Regions from separate parts of the Homo sapiens genome. Here region 2 is linked to region 1. A link is a contact called in ENCODE POLR2A ChIA-PET data. All regions are on one chromosome and are shown on one strand. The core of a region is the stretch at or near the end of the contact, and the rest is flanking DNA. Distances in the headings are between cores, read along the strand shown. Region 1 overlaps TVP23C-CDRT4 (TVP23C-CDRT4 readthrough). Region 2 holds the start of UBB (ubiquitin B).

The links. ChIA-PET counts read pairs that join two places held with the same protein, here RNA polymerase II (POLR2A).
Region 2: POLR2A ChIA-PET joins it to region 1 with 20 read pairs in BJ. The contact joins the promoter of UBB here to the enhancer-like site in region 1. POLR2A ChIA-PET finds 5 or more read pairs at or near these places in 2 of 52 experiments (BJ and endothelial cell of umbilical vein).

Annotation. Positions count from the first base shown.
Region 1 is chr17:15,487,178-15,493,910 of GRCh38, reverse strand. All of the region lies in intron 4 of TVP23C-CDRT4 (TVP23C-CDRT4 readthrough), which reads left to right. Among named protein-coding and RNA genes, the nearest start is that of CDRT3, 20 kb to the right of the region's middle. RefSeq lists enhancers at 2,782-3,076, 2,366-3,565. Within about 2 kb of position 3,135, at least 21 of the 41 ENCODE cell types and tissues checked have a DNase peak (open chromatin) inside an H3K27ac peak, as active enhancers do; they include endothelial cell of umbilical vein, where a contact is called at or near this core.
Region 2 is chr17:16,377,226-16,383,958 of GRCh38, reverse strand. UBB (ubiquitin B) reads right to left here and starts at 2,868. Exons shown (of 2, transcript NM_018955.4): 1 at 2,775-2,868; 2 at 1,219-2,057. The coding sequence starts at 2,051. The coding sequence ends at 1,362. LOC124903937 (a long non-coding RNA gene) reads left to right here and starts at 4,613. Exons shown (of 2, transcript XR_007065643.1): 1 at 4,613-5,153; 2 at 5,616-5,852. RefSeq lists an enhancer at 2,889-3,168.

The sequences.
Region 1 (6,733 bases), core at 1,886-4,385:
TTGCAGTTCTGAAAGATGGGAAGGCAGAGATCAGTGTCTGGTGAAGGCCCTCTGCCTGGCTTGCAGATGGCCAGGCATCTGCAGAGGGAGAGAGAGAGAGGAAGGGAGGGAGAGAGAGAGGAGGGAGGGAGAGAAGAGGGAGTGAGAAAGGAAGGGAGGGAGGGAGAGAGAGAGGAAGGGAGGGAGGGAAAGAGGAAGAGAGGGAGAGAGAGAGGGAGAGGGGGAGGGAGAGAGGGAGGGAGAGAGGAAGGAAAAGAGGAAGAGGGGGTGGGTGAGGGAGAAAGGGAGGAGTAGGGGAGAGAGAGCAGGAGGATGGGAGAGAGAGGGAGGGAGGGAGAGAAGGGGAGTGAGCAAGCACACTTGCTCTGGTCTCTTTATCCCCTTATAAGGGCACTAATCCCCTTCATCAAGCTCCAGCCTCATGACCCAATGACCTCCTGAAGGCCCACCTCCTAATACCAGGAATGTTGGTGGTTTTCACACCCATGTAAGAAAGGCTAAGTTAGTGCTGTTAACATTAATTTAGATGAGAATGACAGACCCCAAGATAGACAGTACTGCAAATGCCTATGAGTTCCTTCTCCAGGCTACACAGCAGGCTCCCTGAGGGCAGGAGCAGGTTTCTGGATCCCTGTGAGTCTCCCCAATGGACTCCCAGCACAGGGCTCTGTCCCAAAGCGGACAAAGCTCTTGGCATGACAGGGTGAGACTGCGTGGCGTTTCTGTTCTGGCTGCCTGTGCCGCTGGAGATTCACATTCACCAAAGAGTGAAGCCCAGAGTTGAAATGCAGACAGACAGGTCCACAATGGCCAGGCCCTGTGGGGTTTAGCTGCACAAATCCATTCTTTTGACAAAGATTGGTGCTCCCAGGGCGTAGCACAGCTCAGCAATGGAAGCTGACCCCCCGCGGTGGCCCTGGCAGCAGCCTGGGGCAGGCTGTGCATGCCATGCCTTGCTCTCTGGGAGGGCACAAGGCTGTGCTTTCTGTTCAGCAGCTGTTCCTCTTCCAGCTGATTCGCTTCTAACCTAGAACCAGGCTTGGACTAGGGGGCAGGGGGCAGGTAGTCTGCTCCTTCCTGTGACCAGTCTCTAAGAACACACCTGTCTTCATGTCCCTTGGCCCTGCTTGCTCTCTGATCAGCCCAAGACTTCACCCACGTTCACGTCCATTTCTCTTTGGGAGTCTGGGGGTCCTTCTGTGGGGGGCTTGAGCATCGCTGCTCCTTTGGGTGACTCCCCATTGCCCTGCCGCAGAAGGAGCAGGATTGTAATTGATGGTTTTCCATCTGGAGCACAGGTACGTCTTGGGGAAATGGGGATGTGAAAAATAGAAGTAGGCTCATTTAAGAACTATTTTGTTTTATGTCCATTTTTGAAAAGTCTTACTGAAGGGTGCACAGCATTGGTTAGGAGGATGGTTTGGGTGTGGTTCTAGGGGACAACCTGCTGCTGGGAGACCTGGGTGGCAGGAACAGCAGCTGTAGTGATAGTGAGATGATGATGATGATGATGACGATGATGACGATGATGATGATGACGATGATGATGATGGCAATGTAACATCTATTGCACACCTACTGTTTCAAAATCGAGTAAATATACTCATTAGTTCCCCACAATCCTACTGTCATCCTTGTTTGACAATTGAGGAAATTGAGACCTGAGAGGTTGAGAGGCTTGTCCAATGTCATGGGCTATGAAGTCAAGATACCAGGTATTACTCCTGGCTACGGGACCTTAGAGAAGATGCTCAAGGTGGTGGTCTCCATAGTTGAGAAATCAAAGATGGATTGGTTGACTCCCAGATGTTTTTTTTTTTCTCTAGCAAATGTTAACAAGTTTAGCCCAAGCTGCCTCCTTACATATTTTAAGTTCCACCTAAACATTCCGCTGTGCAGATGATAACCTAACTGGATGTGTACAGAGACTGTAACCGAGGCTTGTAGCCACTAGCCCAGTGTCAGCCCATCAGAGCAGCTGAGTGTCAGCTAATCACAGGCGATCAACTGCTCAAACTGTGTTCAAATCAGGCAGACACGGAGCCGTAAGCAGCCTAGCTGTTTCTGTTTTCTGTAGATCACTTTCTTTTTCTGTCTATAAATCCTCTCCGACCATGCACCAGAGTCACTGTGGGTGTGCTGAGTCTGTCTAATTCTTGAATAATTTTTTGCTCAATTAACTCTATTAAATTTATCTAACGTGTTTTTTTTAAACACAAATATTCTCTTATAATCTCTGAAAGTCCTTTTATTTAGGCCAAACCCTAAAAAATATGCGTGAAGTGGAATCTTCTCTCTGTGCTTCTTCCCTTCCCACGACTCTCACCAGTCTTACTCCAGCCCCTGAAGGGAACCAGTGCCTTTGCATAATTTACTGTTATTTTTGCTTCCATAAGACGTTTCTTGAATCCTTCCCTTATACCAAGGAGTAAATGCATGACAAAATGTTGGAGCATTTCTTTTCTATGTAATGATGAAATGACAGGCAGCAGCCAGCAGGTAGTAGCAAATAAATGTCTAGCATCATTCCAGTTTTAAAAAGTCTGTTTTTCCAAAAGTTTCCCATCCTGCCCCCATCCCCAGTTAAAAGTATGAGAACAGTAAGGCCTAGAAAGGGGCCTCAACCATGATTATGAGTTGTCTGTAAACCTGGACCAGAGTTCAGGTCTCCGGATCCTCCATCAGGAAATCACAGGGTGGGGTGAGTAACATGAAGCCGGCTTCCACTCTGGGATGTCAGATTCCTGGCATGGGGTGATGCAGGGGGCTTGGAACATTCCAGAGGAAACAAAAGCGAGATGAGCAGAGACAAAGAGCTGTGAACACCAGGTTCAAAATGCATGAGTGAGGGTGTTGGAAAACTTCCCAGGGGTGGTGGCTGCCCAAGTCAAAGGACACCAACAGGAAATGCAAAGTCCCAGGGTCCCAGGGCTAGCAGGAAGCTTTGCCTCCAGGCTGTGGTGCTTGCTGGGCCTCTATGCTTCGAAGAGCCGGCCCGAGGTGACTCAGATTTCCTGAGAAGCCTCTTATCACAGCCAGCACAGACATCTGTGCCTTTCCTCGCCTGAGATGTCACCAGCTCAGGGCCACTCCCTGCCCCAGCCAGATCAATGGGCCTTTCACGGCTTCTGAGGGTGGATCCTAGGAGTGCCCCTGTGACGAATGCTCAGATGACTGCCTCTCTAGGATTTCTGTTTGTTTCTGCTTCGCAGTCTTCCCTCCACCCAGAAGCTCCCGAATGTCCAGGAAGAATTGACTAATTCTCTCCATGAGTTTCTTGCCCACAGGACGAATGGAGCCATTGCTGTAACAACCTTATTTTCCACTAAGTCAGAATAAGAGACCTGGACAGAAAGAGAGTAATGGCTGAGGCACAAGGAGCGAGTATTTTAAATCAGGCTTATGAATGTGCTCTGTGGATACGGTTTGCCCATAGGGAGGTGGTTTTGGGGGTTGCGAATCATACTCAAGCTGTCCCTGACCGACTCACCAGTATTCTACAAACTTACTACAAACCTCTCAAAGGACCATCTTGGAAGACACTAGCAAGGGCGTGAACAATCCCCTCTGACGTTGCTGGCTGGTGGTGGAGGCCACGGAGCCTCCCTGTGTGAGACTGTACTATGTGGTCACTAGAACGTTTTGAAAGACAGTTCTCTGCAGGCCCGGCACCGTGGCTCACGTCTGTAATCCCAGCATTTTGGGAGGCTGAGGCGGGTGGATCACGAGGTCAAGAGATCGAGATCACCCTGGCCAACATGGTGAAACCCTGTCTCTACTAAAAATACAAAAATTAGCCGGGCGTGGTGGCGGGCACCTGTAGTCCTAGCTACTCAGGAGGCTGAGGCAGGAGAATGGCGTGAACCCGGGAGGCGGAGCTTGCAGTGAGCTGAGATTGCGCAACTACACTTCAGCCTGGCGATAGAGCGAGACTCCATCTCAAAAAAAAAAAAAAAAAAAAAGAAAAGGAAAAAGAAAGACAGTTCTCTGCAAATAGATACCCCAAGGGTTATTCTTTTTAAGTTGATCTTTAGTCTTAGAGCTGTGAAGGATCCCTAAAATTCTTCCACTTTAGAATTAAGGAACTAGAGTTTTGGAAGAGTTAGGTGATTGCCCTAAACCTTTATAATGTTAGTGACATTGTTAAAACTCAAATGTGAGCTTCCTGACTCTCAATCTAAGGTGCTTTCCACTCCCCCCAACCCCCACAGCAGATCGACCCTCTTCCCACAGAGAAGGCAGTTTTTATTTTCCAAACAGCTCCTTTGCCAACCAGTAAGTTAACAGAAGATGCCAGACTCAATATGACACCATCATAGCCAGGCCAGGTTAATTCCAGATACCGGGTCCTCTGATTTAAACACAGCCTTTTGGCTGGATGCAGTGGTTCACTCCTGTAATGTCAGTGCTTTGGGAGACTGAGGCAGGAGGATGGCTTGAGGCCAGGATTTTGAGACCAACGTGGGCAGCACAGTGAGACCCCCTCCTCTACAATTTTTTTTTTCTAATTAGCTAGAGTGAGCTGTGATTGTGCCACTGCACTCCAGCCTGGGCAACAGAACGAGACCCTGTCTTTAAAAAAAATACAAAAAAATTAGCTGGGCATGGTGGCGGGCGCCTGTAGTCCCAGCTACACGGGAGGCTGAGGCAGGAGAATGGCGTGAACCCAGGAGGCGGAGCTTGCAGTGAGCCAAGATTGTGCCACTGCACTCCAGCCTGGATGACAGAGTGAGACTCCGTCTCAAAAAAAAATAAAAATGAAAATAAAAATAAAAAATTAAATTAAAAAACAGCCTTTTAAAGAAATTCCAAAGATAAAGAGAACAGCTAAGAAAAAGACACCCAAGATCCTCACCCCTAGGTTTCCAGGGACTTTCTGTCCCTAGGCAGAGATACTGAGAAGGGGAAGCGGAAAGGATGCTGCATGAAGCTCCTCGCCGGCCTGCTTGCTGGGCTGCTCACCCCAAGAAGGGAGGCCCACCTGCCTCCAAAGTGGCAGTTCTGGGGCATAAACATTCCCAGAGCCCAGCATCACACCATGCCCTTGGGAAACCCATGTGGAGGAGGCCCCATTGCTGCACCCGAGGGGCTTGCAGTCTGGTGTTGAAGACACCAGTTGATGACAGCTGTTGATGACAGCTGGAGCAATGACCATGATAAGAGCTTTCATCATAGATGTGATGTTCTGTAGAAACACAGGGGAATGAGGGGCTGAGAGTAGAGAAGGATTCCTAGATAGGGCACAAGCAGGACTGTCTTGTGAAGCATGGGTAGAGTTTCTACAGGTGGAGGAGGGGAGAGGATTCCAGGAGCTTGGGCTGCTGCACAGCCAAGTGTCCTGTCTGATGGGGGCGACGTCCCTGGGACTTGTTCCTTGGAACTCGAGTCCTTGGAGATGAGCCAGTAAAAGAGGAGGTTCTGGGGTCAAATATGTCAGGGTGGGTATCCCACTATGTGGCCTTCTTAGAGTTCCACGATGTGCAAAGCTTACTGCAGGCTCTTAGCAAACCAAACCAAACACGACAAAACCTGTTTAACCATTTTTAAGCACAGGGAATTCTCTCTTTTTGTTTCAGAGAACATCTACTTTCATCTCGGGGAACCAGGACTCCACTGGATTCATTTTGACCTAGGGCAGTGGAAAGGGAGGGGAGGAAGAGCTTTGACTTTGGAAAAGCCAGCGCCTGCTAAGGAGTTCAGGATTGCATCCCACAGGCAGTGGCAGCAGTGGTAGGACTTTTCCCCCTTATATAACATTTTTTCCTGACTATCTAAGTAATGTATATTCATTGTACAAAACTTGCAAGGCCCCAAAATCTCCCCAAACAACAAACAACCTCAGAAAAGAAATCTGGTTGCCCATAAGACAGTGCACAGAAATAACCACATAACCACTGAAGATAGATGTCTATTGAGTGCCTTCTGGGTGCTGGCCTCTGTTCTAGGTCCTGTGGATTCGACAATGAATACATCCAGTGAAAATTCCCACCCTTGTGCAAGTTACCTTCTAGTTGGTGTTGCAGGTAATAGACAAAATGAATAAGTATCTAGTGGCCTAAATAATCAGAAGGATAATGAAGAAACATGAAGCAAGAAAGTGATTGGGGAGCGTATACCACCACCATGGGCAGATGTGGGCTGCCAGGAGGGCCGCTTTGGCAAGTGACAGGGTGATGTTTGGATGATGACTTGAGAGAGGTAAAGTAGTGACATATGTCATAGTAATGACATAGATAAATGGAGGGAGAAGGAGGAGCAGGTGCAAAGATTTGCGTCTGTAGTGTGCATGTTTGAGGCACAACAAGGAGGCTACAGTGGCTGGGGCAGGAGGAGCCAGGAGGGGGACAGTAGGAGAAGTGAAGATCAGAGATTGGGGAGAGAGCGTCGGTAGAATGTGAGGCTTTGAATGATGATGCTTCTGTCTGCATAGTAGGGGGAGCCAGGGCAGAGTTTTAAAATAGCTCTACAGTGGTCCCTCCCCTTATTGACAATTTTGCTTTCCAAAAGTTACCAGCTTGAGTTACCAGCCATCAACTGTGGTCCAAAAACATAAAATGGAAAATTCCAGAAATAATTCATATTTTAAATTGCACCTCTTAGCCACTTAGTAGCTGACTCAGTTATCAAATCCACTGTGGCAGCATTGCAGTGCATGTGTTCAAGGAACCCTTATTTTACTTAGTAATGGCCCCTGGGTGCAAGAGTGGCAGTGCTGGCAATTCAGATATGCCAA
Region 2 (6,733 bases), core at 1,619-4,118, 890 kb before region 1:
GAGAGGTCAAGGTGGGCGGATCACTTGAGGCCAGGAGTTTGAGACCAGCTTGGTCAACATGGTAAAACCCCAACTCTACTGAAAATACAAAAATTAGCTGGTGTGCCCCTGTAGTCCCAGCTATGTGGGGGACTGAGGCAGGAGAACTGCTTGAACCTGGGAGGTGGAGGTTGCAGTGAGCCGAGATCGCACCACTGCACTCCAGCCTGGGGCAAGAGAGACTGTCCAAAAAAAAAGTGAGGAACCACTTTAACTTGCCACCTAACTTATCAAGATCAGGAAGATTGTCTTAGATCAGAATACCGTTTTCAACATTAAGTACCTGCAAGCCATCTTTCTCCTCAGCCAGTCGTCTTCCATACTCGGTGATTAGCTGCTGCTTGGCTCATCAGTTAAAGCATATACAGCAAAGAGACAAGATTATGGTCCCATACTACCACCCAGGTTAAACACTTTGGTGTAATACACTACAGAGCAATAAACACACAGCTCATAGTCACCCAATTAATTGCAGAACTGAAAGCAGTTACGTTACCACTATTCAAGCAGCCTCAATCAAAACTTTGTTTCTCCAGCAATCCTTGATTAGGTCTCAACAGGCACATTTGCTTTCCTTCAATGTAAAGAAAATGCCTGCAATCACTTGAGCCCAGGAATGATAGTGAGCTGTCATCGTGCCACTGTATACCAGTCTGGACTACAGAGCAAGACCATCTTTTAAAAAGCCTGCATATCCAACTTTTTGAGATGTTGTCTTGCTCTGTCGCCAGGCTGGGGTGCAGTGGCACGATCTCGGCTCACTGCAACCTCTGCCTCCCAGGTTCAAGTGATTCTCCTGCCTCAGCCTCCCGAATAGCTGGGACTACAGGCAGGCGACACGACGCCCAGCTAATTTTTTTCTTTTAGTAGAGACAAGGTTTCACCATGTTGGCCAGGGTGGTCTCCATATCTTGACCTCGTGATCCGCCTGCCTCGGCCTCCCAACAGACTTTAAATTCGAGCTTCAGAAAGTTTGCCATTTACCCAGGATCCTAACTTGTAATGACTTAAACAGCAAAGAAGGCTCTTGCCCCTCAGCCCACCCAAGTGTATACCAAAGTCAAGTGACTTAACTTTGAGCACATTACCAATCTCAAAATTAAATCCCTAAACATTTTCACCAGTTTTAAGCGTACCCACACATCACTAGAGAATTTCATGACAAAACACCAAGTATGCTACCATGCAACGAAACCTTTATTAACATTTTGAACAGGTTCAGCTATTACTGAAACTTGTAATTTCTAAACTTAAGTTGGGGCAAATGGCTATAGTGCAGAGTAATGCCATCACTGGGCACTGCGAATGCCATGACTGAAGAATTAACAGCCACCCCTCAGGCGCAGGACCAGGTGCAGGGTCGACTCTTTCTGGATGTTGTAGTCAGAAAGAGTGCGGCCATCTTCCAGCTGCTTGCCTGCAAAGATGAGCCTCTGCTGGTCGGGGGGGATGCCTTCTTTATCTTGGATCTTGGCCTTCACATTTTCGATGGTGTCACTGGGCTCCACCTCCAGAGTGATGGTCTTGCCGGTCAGGGTCTTCACGAAGATCTGCATACCACCTCTCAGACGCAGGACCAGGTGCAGGGTCGACTCCTTCTGGATGTTGTAGTCAGAAAGAGTGCGGCCATCTTCCAGCTGCTTGCCTGCAAAGATGAGCCTCTGCTGGTCGGGAGGGATGCCTTCTTTATCCTGGATCTTGGCCTTCACATTTTCGATGGTGTCACTGGGCTCCACTTCCAGGGTGATGGTCTTGCCGGTCAGGGTCTTCACGAAGATCTGCATACCACCTCTCAGACGCAGGACCAGGTGCAGGGTCGACTCCTTCTGGATGTTGTAGTCAGAAAGAGTACGGCCATCTTCCAGCTGCTTGCCTGCAAAGATGAGCCTCTGCTGGTCGGGGGGAATGCCTTCCTTATCCTGGATCTTGGCCTTCACATTTTCGATGGTGTCACTGGGCTCCACCTCAAGGGTGATGGTCTTGCCGGTAAGGGTTTTCACGAAGATCTGCATTTTGACCTAGTTTAAAAGTAAAACATAAGCGTGTCACCTCAGGATCATTGTATTTCTTGCTTTTACACCTAATATTCTTCAAAATTAGCAACTATTCCTTCAAAATGCCTTAAATACGTTAATATTCCGCAAGCCTCCCCTCAATTTTACAAGGCTAAGTCACTTAATACGAAATTCGTCATTCAAGGTTTCAACGTCAACAGCGGAAAATCCAGAGCGCTCTCTTACCAAGCGTCCACAGCTTTCCCCACTAACTGTTCCGGATATTCAAACTCCCCCGACCGAACTCCAATCTGCCTCAAACCTAAGCACGGTGTTAGGCAAACTGAAAACAAAACCAAACCCACAAGACTCGCGAAATAAAAATCCCATTGAAACACAAGAAGGGGCACCTTTCTCACACTGGGATTCCAAAGTAAAGGCTTCCAGAAACCACACAAACTACCTCTTTTCCGCCTTCCCCGCGAAGTAAACTCGACAGAATCGCCGATCGGTTAGGCGTCCGTTAGTTTCCGTCAACGCGCGCGCGCGCCAACCGCCCTCGCCCCCCTCAGGTCAACAAGGCCCACTGTCCCGGAAAGGCCCAGCGCCGCGTCACCTCGCCCTCCCCTCCCCCACGCCCTCCCCTCAGCGGCCCACCCAACCCCAAGAAGCCTCCACCTTGACCTCACCCATTCCCCCCTCTCACACCCCCCCAAGGTCGTTACGGCTGCGGGCCAGTACCTGTTAGCGGATACCAGGATCCTGCCAATCACCAACCACGTCCACCCACAGGGACACAAACAAGCTCACCCAACAAAGCCAACCGCCCCTAAATGCTCCGGGCTGGCGGAGCGCAAATTTATGCAACGAGTGTTGCGTCACTTATCACCCCTCACGTAGACGCCGTCTCCGTGCGCCGCTGAAAGTAGTTCGCCGCGCCCAACCTCCCGAGAGGCAGTTTAGGCTTTTCAACTGAGCCCCAAATTCCTCATAGCCGTAAGAAAGGCTCCTAAAAAATTATTTCCCTTCTCCTCTATGCGCTTCTCTTCCTTCTTTAGGAAAATATAAGAAAATTATCAGGCGGATGAATTTGAGTTGAAGAAACCTTCCTCGAAAGCTCTGGAAACTTCCTTGCAGCGCCGGCACTGATTGGTTAGGCCTGCGAAGGCGAGGTCGGCGCTGATTGGTGGGGGACGCGGTGGCTCTGTTGTTGCTGGGCTCCACCTGGGGTGGCTTAGCGCCGAGGTTGCTAAGTAACTGAGCGCGCGTGCGCCGCACAGGCGCGCCGTCCTGAAAGAGGGTATTTCCGGCGGGAGAAGGAGGGGGGGTCTTTCCTTTTTTTTCTTGAGACGGAGTTTCGCTCTTGTTTCCCAGGCTGGAGTGCAATGGCGCGATCTCGGCTCATCGCAACCTCCGCCTCCCGGGTTCAAGCGATTCTCCTGCCTCAGCCTCCCAAGTAGCTGGGATTACAGGCATGCGCCACCACGTCCGGCTAATTTTTTGTATTTTTAGTAGAGACGGGGGTTTCACCATGTTTGTCAGGCTGGTCTCGAACTCCTGACCTCAGGTAATCCACCCGCCTCGGCCTGCCAAAGTGGGCCGCCGCGCCTCAGAAGCGGGACGGCGTGGCACCCGATATCGAGACACCTGATGGTGATTGTGAAGCACAATTCCCTCTCCCATGTTTTAAAAACGCGCGCCCCTGGCCGGGCGCGGAGGCTCACGCCTGTAATCCCAGCACTTTGGGAGGCCGAGGCGGGTGGATCATGAGGTCAGGGGTTCAAGACCAGCCTGGCCAAGGTGGTGAAACCCCGTCTCTACTAAAAATACAAAAAAATTAGCCGGGCGTGGTGGCGGGCGCCTGTAATCCCAGCTACTTGGGAGGCTGAGGCAGATAATTGCTTGAACCTAGGAGGCAGAGATTGCAGTGGGCCGAGAATGTGCCACTGCATTCCAGTCTGGCGACAGAGTGAGACTCTGTCTCAACAAACAGACAAACAAAAAACACGAGCCCCTCATACACTGGCCAGTTGTTTTTGCTTTTTTGTGACAAAGTCTGGCTGTGTCCCCAGGCTGGTGTGCAGTGGTGTGATCACCGTTCACTGCAGCCTTGACCTCCAGGGCTCAAGTTATCCTGCCACCTCAGCCTCCCAAGTGGCTGGGACCGTGGACCACGCCTGGCTTTTTAATTTTGTATTTATTTTTTGAGACGGAGTCTCACTCTGTCACCCAGGCTGAAGGCCAGTGGCGTGATGTGGCTCACTGCAACCTCCACCTCCCTGGTTCAAGCGATTCTCCTGCCTCAGCTTCCTGAGTAGCTGGGATTACAGGTGCGTGTCACCATGCCTGGCTAATTTTTGTATTTTTTAGTACAGATGGGGTTTCACCACGTTGGTCAGGCTGGTCTCGAACTCCTGACCTCAGGTGATCTGCCTGCCTCGGCCTCCCAAAGTGCTGGGATTACAGATGTGAGCCACTGTTCCTGGTCTAATTTTTTTTTGTTGTTAGATCAGAGTCTTGCTATGTTACCCAGGCTGTTACTGAACTCTTGGGCTCAGGAGATCCGCCTGCCTCGGGCTCCCAAAGTGCTAGGATTACAGGCATGAACCACCGTGCCTGGCGGACTAGCCGCTTTTTATTTTTCTTCGTGGTTATTGCAGGGTTGTGGAGCTTTAAATCATGCTTCTGTAGTCAGAGTGCTCTTAGTTGCATTGTCTTAATCCTCATCACGGCCCGAGAACAGTCTGTAAATCGGGAGTTCAGAGTGGGACCCTCTGCGGGGACCGGAAACCTGTTGCTGAAGCCGCTCACCACCAGGCCCAGAGAGGCGAGGCTGGAGCCCATGGTGACAGTGGCCGGGCTTCGCTCTGGCTCCAGCAATACCTGCAAATCCAGTTCTTCCCAGCTGTTTCTCCAAACTGGTAGGAAAAAAAAAAGTGCAGATTAGGGAGCCGAAACCCCACTTCAAAAACGGGAATTCACCTACAAGAAAGTAGCTGATCCTGCTCCCATTGACGTGCTTGTTGTGCAAGGGTGAGGTTAACCAGCTAGGACCAAGCAACGGGTTTCCCTACACCCTGGGTGTGGCCACTCGTCCTGCAAGGAGATAACCCAAGGAAGGTGAGTAAGGCAGATGTGTTTGGATCCTGGTGCCTGGCACAGTCACGGGGGTGGGGTGGAAGTAAACATGAAATTGGCTGTTTTTCACGTGATACCAACCTTCATAATGTAAGAAGTAGTCTAGAAATGTGTGTATTAATACAATTAAGTAAACATCTCTTAGAAAGGTCGCTAATTACTAAATTTCAACATACCTGAGCATAACGTTGAGAAGCTATGTCGACAAATGAGCTGGTATATGAGTTAACACCTAGACAGCTTTCAGTTAAATTAACTAAAACCGGGATCTACTGTCTACTGATGTGAATAAGCAGGAGATAGAAATAAACAGTTTAAGATAATTTTGGAAGTGATTTTGAACGACTTGGGAGGTAGTTTATAAAACGTTTATTTTATTATATAAAGTATGGATTTTCGTTTTTGTTAGCCTAACAGTGATTCTGAATTTGTTTCACCAACCAGCAGCTCCTCCTGAATCATACATGTTGATCGCAGATTGAGCTAGAAGGCAGATCTCATGACTGGTATAATGACTTCACTGGGAAGTTCTAGCAGTTGCCAGAACTGTAAGTTAGTTATACAGGCTCCTGGTTCAATGTTTTCCCGAAGTAGGTCATTTGGTAACCTAAGATTAGGAATTTGGTAATCTGGCACAATACTTGGCACTGTGCTCAATAAATGTTTGTTCAGTGACTAAAATGCAATCTTCTCTTTTGTTCAACTGGAGAAAAGAAACTTTGTGACAGCCTTAAAACACAAAGCAAAAACACAGTAGAGTACTGTATTTCATCTCCATAGGCAAATGCTATTTGCCTTGGCAGTTCCTTCAAAAGAAACAAAGGGGGATTGATTCTGAGATTCTAAGTGATTTTACTTGGCTAGATGCCTTTTAATAAAAATCTGTGAGAAAACTATAGTTCCAATTAAAAGTTCACAGTTGTTTTCTTGACATTATTTGGTGATATTTAAAGTGTGGAATTAGTCTCTGATTTGTCAATTCCTTTATATTTCACATTTGGCTATTTATTTCAATACAATTACATAATGAACTCCTAATTTATTACAAGCAAGTTAGAAACTTTGATATTGAATGCCCAAAGGAACACAGAGCAAAATCTGTACTGTTTTCATGTTAGGCCTCAAAAGTACAGAAATCTATCCATTAAAAAATAGCTAATTTGGGCAGATTGCAGTGGCTCACGCCTGTAATCCCAGCACTTTGGGAGGGTGAGGCAGATGGATCTCTTGAGCCCAGGAGTTCAAGACCAGCCTGGCCAACATGGCAAAACCTCATCTCTACTAAAAATACAAAAATTAGCCGGGTGTGGTGACGCACACCTGTGTTCCCAACTATTTGGGAGGCTGAGGCATGAGAATCCCTTGAACCCAGGAGGTGGAGGTTGCAGTGAGCTGAGATCACGCCACTGCGCTCCAGCCTGGGCAACAGAGTGAGACTCCATCTCAAATACAAACATACAAAAAATAGCTACTTTAAATGTTTTTAACATTTTTATTTATTTATTTATTATCTATTTTAGAGTATCTATTGCCCAGGCTGGAGTGCAGTGGTGCAATCATAG